Linked DNA regions of Homo sapiens: region 1 is linked to region 2. The links are chromatin loops, found by intact Hi-C in ENCODE. Cell type or tissue: heart left ventricle. All regions are shown on one strand.

Region 1 (5,000 bases), 270 kb after region 2:
ATGCATGCTTGAATGGAAATGAATGAGAGAGGATAAGAACCTATGGGCTCTGGGCTATGGGGAAATGAAGGCATAAAGGGACTAAAGAACACGTGATACTTAAAGTAGAAAGGAGTTGAGATCCCAGAACAGGCTAGGGTTAAGAGGCTGCCTTCTCCATAAACTGAGATCCTAGGACCCCTTCAGGACCCCTCCTACAACAGATTTTGGGCTAACATCTAATTCTCTGCTGGGTTAGGCAAGAGGAAAGGAAACACAGAGGATTTGTAATCTCAGCAGGGTAAAGATTTGTATGAAATGCCCCTGTGAAAACCTTCACTTCCCTTGAGAAAAGTATCAGGCCATAGGTCAGTCACACTGTAAATGAAATGAGCTAGTCAGCTTACTTGCCTTCTGACATTTATATGAGGAGGGAGAAATTCGAGTTTGTGTAAGGGTAGGAGGCTTTGAGAGGTATGGGGTATTGGGGGAAGAGGGAGAAGTTATGCAGAGCTTGACACACTTCAGAAGAAATCAGGTGTGACAGGATGTTGTAATGGGGCCCTGAAACCAGAGGAAATAGTATGACATTCAATGTGTGTATGTGCCGGGTGTTCACAGGTGAGAAGGGGACCAAACAATATGAGGACCTACTCATAAATTTGTTTCCTAGACCAGAAATCCTGCATTTTGGGACTAGTGTTGGCTCAATATTCTAGAGGTTTTAATCTGTATGATGAAAATATTTGGTTAGCACTGGCCTGTATGTCTGAAGAATACATATTTCATTTTAAAGGTGGTTAGAAAAGAAATATTCTGAACAAAACAGACACCTCAAAGATCTGAGCTTTATATATAAGGGCAGCATCACCTTTTTCTGTTAGGCGGGACAGATCATCTGGTTGGGGATTCTAGAGTCTTACCACTCTCAAACCCAACTGCTGAGAAACCCACACTGAAAACTGAGAAGTCAGGCTTATGTCTTGAGACTAAACCCTAGTGACGTCCAGCTGAGCTTTCAGTTAACTGTTTTGAGATATGGTGAGAATAGCAAACTCTCCTTTCTCCTAGTTCTCTGCTGTCAAATGGAGAAAAACAAAAACAAGGGTCAGAGAGCTATTTTTATTGAAGATCTCAAGAAGGACCAAGTCATTCATCAAGTGGAGCGGATGTGGTCAGGAAAAAGGACTGGCCAGAGAAAATCCATCTGCAGAGCCTCATCCTTATTGGTCATTTTTCCCCAAAAGACATCCCAGGATTCCTGTATCCTCTGAATGTGACCCATCGCCACCTTCATCATCAGCCTCATCATCATCAATGTTTACTTATTTTAACCAATAGATACACAATATAAAATTCTTGGATGAAGAATAGCATTTTTTGAACTCACCTTTAATACAGAGAAGTATGGAGAGGTTAAACAAATAAAAGGATAGGCTACAATCTCAATTTTGATAAATCAATTTTTAAAAACCTGTCAATGGTTATAAAATGCAAATATACAAATAGGTATATTTGCATAATTTGTTTATTTGCCGTCTGATTGATGGACACATCCTACTTATTTATTTTTTGGTATTACACATTTTATTGCTATGAATATCCTCAAATGAACAACTTGGTGAACTTTTAGACATATACCCATAAGTTAAAGTCCTAGCACTGGGTTGGTTGAGTTAAAGGCTGCATGCATAAAAATCATGGTAGGTCATAGTTACCCTTTATTGAATAACTAATTTGGGCCAAGAAAAGTTTTATATGTTATTTTTAATCCTCACAACAATCTTTCAAGGTCATTGATAGTATTAGTGATTACAGGTGAGGGTGAACTGAACTTCAGGGAGGAGGAGGCTGTTTTGACGAATGCCTATTAACCTCTGTAGGGAAGGCATTAGGTTCAAGAGGCTGAAGAAGAGACCCAGAGCCAGAAAACGAGACTTGGGGTTTTATTAGGGGATCACATGCAGGGGAGAGAGTCAATGACAGTGGGCTGGACAAGATATCTGTATGGTCTGGTGGCAGCAGGATGGGTAGGAGAACCAAAGCTGCTTGCAAACATCATGCAGTTTATACAGCATTTTCACTAACACCCTCCCCTTAATGACCTCCACCTCGCAATGTCCATTAAGGCTCCGGGCCTCAATCCTCTGTATGGCCCGTGTCCCACGGGATGGGCTGGGAGCTCAGATGTTACTCATAGACAAGGAATAAATCTCTGGATTGGCCACTCCTGGATTCCATAGCTGGGAGCACACATTCAGATGCATCTGTCATACAAGGTCATTCAGACTACAGGGACCTCCCCCGACCCTAGGTAACAGAGCTGAAGAGTGGCTGAACTAGAATTCAGTCCCGAGTCTTTCCAACTTGGAACTGACACAGTCATCTGAAGGCTACAAATAACGTTGAAGAGAAGATCATAAAGCTGGAGAATCCTGGCCATCTCTTAGTCCACACCTCACCCTTTCAGACGTGGCAGGGAGACCCTGAGAAGCTTAGTGTCTTGCCAAAGGCTATAGAGGTAAGATGGGACCGGGACCCTGCCTCCCAGGACAGCGACCTTTACAGTACACTAGTGGTTTTGTATGTCTGGGGCCACAGAAGCCCTTTTTCCAAAAAAGCTTGTGTACAACGGCTAAGCTCAGGTTGCTCTGCTTGAATCATGGGAGGAAGCCCCAGAGCCTGCTTCTGTCTTGTTTTCTACTTTTCTCTCTCCCAAGGCATTTCTGGGGAGCACGGTTTGAAAAACATCCTTTTTAATACTGTCTTTGAATGATTTTTTTGGTATGAAAATAAATTTTTAAAGTGAAATAAAAAAAAAAAAGAAAAACACTTGTCTATAGCACAGCTATCTCTGTGTGTGGGGTCCATCATTCTTTCTAGTTGCTTTGAGCAAACACAAAACCTCTAACTTCTTTTTTTAAAATGGAAGACTTGGGGGCCACCCTTTGTGCTGTGGTTTCTTTGGCCTTATCCCATTGTCCAGGGGAGGCATTGGTGATGGAGCTTGTTCATTTTTCTTGTGCTCATTGGATATGCGATCACAGAAGATGTATCTAGGACTCTGGAAGTCATAGAAACTCACTATTATTAGTCTGAGAAAAAAAATGGGGAAAGTATAGGGAAGAAAAAAATAATCCAAACATTGTTGGCTGGGTGTGGTGGCTCATGCCTGTGATCCTAGCACTTTGGAAGGCAGGAGGATCATTTGAAGCCAGGAGTTTGAGACCAGCATGGGCAATATAGTGAGACTCTGTCTCTACAAAAAGTTAAAACGAAATTGGCTGGGTGTGTTGGTGTGCACCTGTAGTCCCAGCTTCTCAGCAGACTGAGGTAGGAAGATCCCTTGAGGCCAGGAGTTTGAGGCTGGAGTGAGCTATGGTCACACCACTGCACTCCAGCCTAGGCGAGAGAGTGAGACCTTGTCTCTAAAACAACAGCATGAGCAACAATAACAACAACAACAATGAAGTTCATCTCCAATTTCTTATCCTGTCCTTCTCCAGCTGCCTCCCACCTGGGGTAGCCTCAGTGGAGAAGCACAGCTGCTAAACTAACAAGCGCAGTAAAGCTTCCTGGGCCGGATGCGCCATGAGAAGATGGGTAAAAACATTAGGAGCCATGCACCCATAAAGGAAACCAAACAGGAAATTTGATGTGAATCATCAGAAAGCACCCTGTATGGAGAGAAGGCTGTGGGGCTTAGTCAAAGACAAAGCACATGTTGTGTTGTTTAGGGATAGTGGATGGGAGAAATCATATTAGCTGAATCTATAATAAGATAGAAACATAGAGTGTCCAGATTCTTGTAAAGCAGATGGTAAATGAATTCTGCTCCTGGAGAAGGACAGTTTAAGGAATTGGAGATGAATTTCAGCTTTAGGTACTATAAGAAAAGGCCATATTGATTCACAAGACAGTGAAGCCAGGTGTTCTGTTTCCAAGGGGCTGTGAAAGCCTTTGGCAGACTGTGTAGCTTCGGTTCATTTTCTGTCCATTTATCCACTTATTTCTGTGGCACCTGCCACGTGGGGGCTGAGAGGCAGTTAGCATTATTACACCTGCTGGCAGGCAAGAATAATTGGAGTTGCACAAAGATAAGCAGGGTTCTGTTCAGTTAAGAGCATCGTCTGAAGTGAGTGAGGCTGTCTGCACACTGGGGTGCTTTGTGGGGGTCCTAAGAGTGGTCTCTCTGAGACAGATGGTCTCGTAGTCCCAAGTCACTACTCTAATTGGTTTCTCCCGCGTATGTAGGAGGTAACAGGGGAAGGTGGGAGCAGGTCATTAAGAACCTGTCACACTGACTGCAAAGTTAGAGAGGCTGAACACTGAGGAGAGACTGGGGCTTGTTTTCTCCCAAAGGACACTTTGGAGGCAACACTCACTGCCTCTTGCTCACACCAGCTACCACTCTGATCCTCAGAAATCACAACTTTTTGCAAGCCCATTGATACAAGCTTGTGATGCCAATACAGGTTGTCAAGGTGGTTTTGAAGATGTTCAAGTCATATCCCATGAGGACATTAACACGAGGTTTCAGTCTTAAGCAGAAGTTAGAGGAGAGAAAGATCTAAGTGTGGTGAAAAGAGTATTGGACATTGGAGAGGTGGTGTTAAGGGTCCCTCTTGATACTGGGCATAGGAGTTATCTTTTTATCTCTTTCCTTTCCTGTAATATAAAGGCTCTGGTCCAGAAGATCTCCGAGGCCATTCCCATCAATACTGGTGGCAGGAAACTGTCTCCTCACTGCTCCCTTACACCCATTCTCTCCCCTCTTAAGCCACCTTATGTAGAGATAAATCTAACATTAGTTGAGTGTCTACTATTGCACTATTCAATATAATTTACAGATACAAACTCATTTAATCCTCATACAATCCTATGAGATAGATACTACTATTTCTATCTTGGGGATGAAGGAGTTGAGGCACAGAGAAATTATGTAACTAGCTTAGGGTCACACAGCAAGGAAGTGGCTGAGTCAGGACAGAAGCATTCTGTTTAAAAGTGTTATGGCTATT
Region 2 (5,000 bases):
AGCATTTTGTTTGTACATCAAACTCTGGCTTTTCTTACAACCCCTCATCTAGTAGAGGAGACAGATTAGAAACTTACATGTGAAACCCCTAGTCAAAGGGAAGTGATGGGAACCCAGATGTTCAATTGCCAAAAGATTTAAGGGTGGCTGCCCCCTCTCTGCACTCTGTGACTTTGGGGGCTTACCTGTTCCTCCTCTCGTACGCAAGGTCCCCGTATGAGACGAAGAGTTCACACCTCCAAAGACGGTGAGTCCTTGGCCCCCGGCTGCGTGGAAGTTGTTGTAGTTGGGGATGGAGGTCACACCGAAGCTGGGGTAGTGCTGAGGGGTGGGGTCTGTGCCATAGCGGTACCCAGAGCTCTGGTTCAGGCTGCCGTCCCTCTCCTCCGTCAGTTTTGTTGCTTCTTTATCCTTACATTGCACACAGCCCATTATCTAAATTCCTGCCAAAGACAAAAAAGGGGGCACGTAAGCTGGGATGCTCCCTAGTTGCTGGGTTGCTCTACAGTAAACGAGGAGTAATTGACAAGGCTCACTGTTGGCTATTTCAGGCCTATTAGGGGGCATGAGGAAAGGCAGTGGCTGGGGAGATGGTTAGGAGGAAGTTCAGTTCCTTGACCCCACAATCGCATTTGTTCCCCATATGTTCTGGATGACAGCATCATCACGGAGCACAATGTTCACCATGCAGCAACTTTCCTCGAATAAGGCCTGTATCTCGTAAAATTCTGTAACAGCATACACCTGCCTACAGACGGTCCAATCATATTTACCAATTCTGCCTTTAGCCATCTAAAAAAAATAATACATGCTCTGTAGAATGAGTCTATGCAACATTAGAATAAAAACTTCCATCAGGGCACAGGAAATTTAAGGAAGAGGGCACAGGAGTGTTGGATAAGCCAGAATACAACCTTCAATCAAGTCACTAGACTGCTTCACTCATGGGTACCACATCTTCAGGCACAAAACTGGTCAATTTTAAGCACTAAGATGATGCTAAGTATCAAAACTAAGAACTAGTTACTGGATGAAAAATAAAATCGGCAGAACCTAAGAGGTCAGAGTATATTTGCAGGATGTCATGATAGTCTACAGTAATGAAATCACTTAAAGCTGCTAATTAACTTTTCAAATTTCCATTAGCTTTTGACATCCTTCAAAAACATTAAAAAAAAATCATTCCCATGTTACAGAGTTAGTGGCGGATTAAAAACTCGAGTTGTTGCCACCCCACCCTCCTCAAACCCTCTTCTCCCAGGCTCCTCATCTAAGTAAATGGGACCACCAGTGTCCCAGTTGCTCCAGTCAGCATCCTGAGAAGCATCCTCATTTCCTCCTCCTTGTTTACTTCCCACTCTTCCTGTCTCGGCTCTCCTATTCAAACACGCCCAACTTCTCAGATCCTCAAAGACTCCATTCCCCCACCCGCTTCGGGCCTTGGAACATAACCTTGAACACTTTTTCCCCTTCCTCTTTGATATGTGACGTATCCATGTCCTAGTTAATAAGGCACCGCTTCCTCTGCAAGGCGTTCTCCGACTGCCCTGCCCTTCCAGGCTGGGTTGTGCTTTCTGAAGTGCTCCCATGGCATCCTCATCTCCCTCCTTCTGGCACCCTTGGCGCCATATTAAAACAGGGCCTGTTTATTTGTCTCATTGCCCAATGGACTGCAAGTTCCAGGAAAGCGGGACCCTGTCTGTTTTCATCACAGCTACATTGCCAGTGCCTGGAACAATAAATAGCAACCAGATGAGTGAAGATTCTGTAGCCTATTATGTTTCTCTTTTACCCTCTCTGTATTAAAGCCGATCCCTCCTGTGACTTTGAGATGGAGTCTCACTCTGTTGCCCAGGCTGGAGTGCAGTGGAGCGATCTTGGCTCACTACAACCTCTGCCTCAGCCTCACAAGTAGCTGGGATTACAGGTGCCTGCCACCACACCCAGCTAATTTTTTGTATTTTTAGTAGAGATGGGGTTTCACCATGTTGGTCAGGCTGGTCTTGAACTCCTGACCTCAGGTGATCCGCCCGCCTCGGCCTCCCAAAGTACTGGCATTACAGGCGTGAACCACCGTGACAGGCCCCTCCTGTGACTTTTATCAGCAGTGTACCTTGCATTTTAAAATCTACTGGTATGTGTGTGAGAAGTGAAGAAGATTCAGAAATACAAGTTGGTTAAATGGTCCCCCTTTGGACTTGCAATACCCCAACAAGCCAACAGGGGTCAGGTAGAACAGGCCAGTGGAGGTCCCTGCCAAAACCGCAAACTAGCCCATTTGGGACCAAAGAATCACATAAGAAACACATGCCATCATGTGTAATAACATTTATTCACTGGGGAGGGCACAGCTGGCACAGGATGGGAAGGGCTTGAGGCAGCAAAGGAGAAGGCATGCTTTTCTATACTATCTTGCAAACCAATGCAGGAGGTGCCATATCAGAAGAGTGCTCCCTGGGCACTCTTCTGAGCACTGCTTTTCTGCTGGACTGGGTGATGGGAGCAGTATCAGACTGTTCTAAAGCTCTCTCATATTACACATTTCAATAAATACTTATTGAATTGAATGTCAGTTCTTGAGAATGAAAATGTTTGGAAAAGAGACGCCTACTGCTTGAGCTGAGCTCACCAAATCTGGAACACATTTACTCCTAAATCATTTGAGATTAACTTACAGTATACCGTGCCCAACATGCTTTGTAACTTATGGTAAATGGATATGATTTTAACAAGTTTCCAATAGGAAATGCAAGCTATTTCCAAGGCATGATGTACTAAAGGAATTTCATCATTTGTTGTTGATGTTGCTTCATCAGACTGATAACTTGCTCATATAATATTAACTCTTTCGTGGTGGAAAGTTGCTCCACATTTCTGCAAAGACCAGACAGAAAACACTTCTTGTCCCAGATGTTTTTTCTTTTTTTCCATGAATTTCACTGATCTACTGTAATTAGAGAATGTGAGACCTGAATCACAGACTCATATCACTTACAGCAGTGGTTCTCAGCTGGGGGTAACTTTACCACTCCCCTGCAAGAGACATATTGGGCAATGTCTGGAGACATTTTGGGTTGTCACACTCAGAGGGGAGGGATACTCCTGATACCTACTGGGTAGAGGCCAAGAATGCTGCTAAAACTTCCTGCAATGCACAGGACAGCCTCCTACAAACAAGAGTTACCTGGCCCCAAATGTTAATAGTGTCAAGGTCAAGAAATCCTGATTTACACGAAGGAAAGAATTTATATCTACATCTTTGAAGCAGTTTAACAGCTGTTTCCCTTACATGGATGTGATTAACATGCAACCCATCATGCTTTCTTCAGGCGAACAGGCATGTTAGGTAGAAGCAGGCAGTTTTAAAGAGTGACATGAAGTGCTCTGATTTTCTCTAGAAGCTTGTGCACTGTGATAGAGAAACAGAACCTGGAAGTAATGAGAACACTCATTGCAAACCACTCTTCCAACTCCAGCAAAACAAAATAAGCCCCATATAAGAACCCTGAAGAAAACAGGATCCTACATTTAACCAAACTAAGAAAAAATAATCTTTCAAAATCCACTTTAAAAAAGAAATATACTATAATAAGCAACTAGCAGCTTATCTATAATTTTATGAAGTAATAGAGAAGAAAAATCATCAGCTCCTTGAAGGCAGGAATTTTTGTTTTTTTTTAACTGCTGCATCTTGCGTGGCCAGAACAGTGCCTGGCACACAGTAGTCACTCAATAAATATTAGTTAAATAAATAAATTAAAAATAATCAAAATCATTTTGGAGAAAACAATCCTCTTTTATAGAAGAGACAGCACCATCACCACTTCACGCATTTGACATTCTGAGTTAAGTAATGTTTCTATACAGATCTTGCTTACTCTTTTCTCTTCAATGACACATAGGAAGAAGTGAAAATAAATCAGTAAATGCAGTTTCAAGTCATTAAAAGTTAATCACAATGAAAATATTTATGTAGGAACTTGTGGTCTTCTTTCTCCCCCGTGGGGCAGTCAGACTAACTGCTTCGTGACAGAAGAGTCAGAAGACGCTACATGAGCTGTATTCAGTGTGCCCAGGCTCCTTGCTACAAGGCAAACTTTTGATCATTCATGCTAAAATAAAAGTATCCTTTATTATGCAGAGTTATGTGCTGTGGCTTTAATGTCCAATGCTGTAAGTGCATCGTGACATAGAATGTACTAATTCACTTGCTATAGATCTCTGGGGCACCGGGAAACACTGAATGATGCCATCGTGAATGTGGAGCCCTGGAGTTACTCTGATCAGGAAAATACCACATGCCATGAACTCATGGCTATAGTCTTCTGCAAGTTATCATGCCTAGAAAAACTGGTGAAGGGCATTTTCACCAATTGGATCCTGTGCCTGTGATCAAGGTGTCTGGATTACAGCTGTGAAGCCTCTATTCTCCAATCCTTTTGCAAAGGGAGGGGCCCTTTTTCTACTAAGCAAATAAAACTTGATCTATTTAAAATTTCCCTAGTCCTGTGGTTCTTTACAGATGTGCCAATAGTGTTAAGCAACCTGGGAAGAATTGCCGGACACAGGATTCAAGGAACGCCGCACCCTGCTCCCATAAGCAGGGCAGACATTATCAACAGATCACAGCCCTTTCTGCTGCCATGCTATGGGAGATATGCTTCTCCACATAGCCCTGTAGTGATTGACGGAAACTGACCTAAAGGATAGATTCAATCCTTTACTACCACAGGCACAGGGTGCTTCGATCCAAGATGAGTCTGGTTGAACATACACTCCCTCCTCCTGATGTAGACAGACCACAGTCCAGTCTACAAGATGCACATTAAACACAGACACATTCATATTTCGTCATGTGCCAATCAATAAAGCAATGCCAGTAAGCCCAAGTTATAAGCTTGCAGGACGTGTGATAAGATTTCAGGTGTGTGCAGGAGCTAGGTACCAAAATGGGAAAAAGGCCACTGGCAGTCTTCTGCACAAGCAAATTACTTTCTCTT

What was found. A loop is a pair of places that touch in the nucleus more often than their neighbours do. Peaks named below come from ENCODE experiments on the same cell type or tissue, not always from the same donor. Only the 100,000 strongest peaks of a DNase experiment are listed, where the experiment ranks them.
Region 1: it touches region 2 in a loop (4-fold over the local background); 87 of 110 quality-filtered maps call a loop at or near these places.

Annotation. Positions count from the first base shown.
Region 1 is chr6:111,989,479-111,994,478 of GRCh38, forward strand. LOC105377947 (a long non-coding RNA gene) reads left to right here. Exons shown (of 3, transcript XR_007059710.1): 3 at 1,051-1,428. Among named protein-coding and RNA genes, the nearest start is that of CCN6, 62 kb to the right of the region's middle. RefSeq lists an enhancer at 3,510-3,659. In heart left ventricle, no CTCF peak of the experiment used is centred here; no DNase peak of the experiment used is centred here.
Region 2 is chr6:111,719,620-111,724,619 of GRCh38, forward strand. It overlaps FYN (FYN proto-oncogene, Src family tyrosine kinase), which reads right to left. Exons shown (of 14, transcript NM_002037.5): 4 at 186-443. The coding sequence starts at 432. Among named protein-coding and RNA genes, the nearest start is that of TRAF3IP2, 120 kb to the left of the region's middle. In heart left ventricle, a CTCF peak has its summit at 2,220; a DNase peak (open chromatin) is centred at 292; H3K27ac peaks cover 869 bases.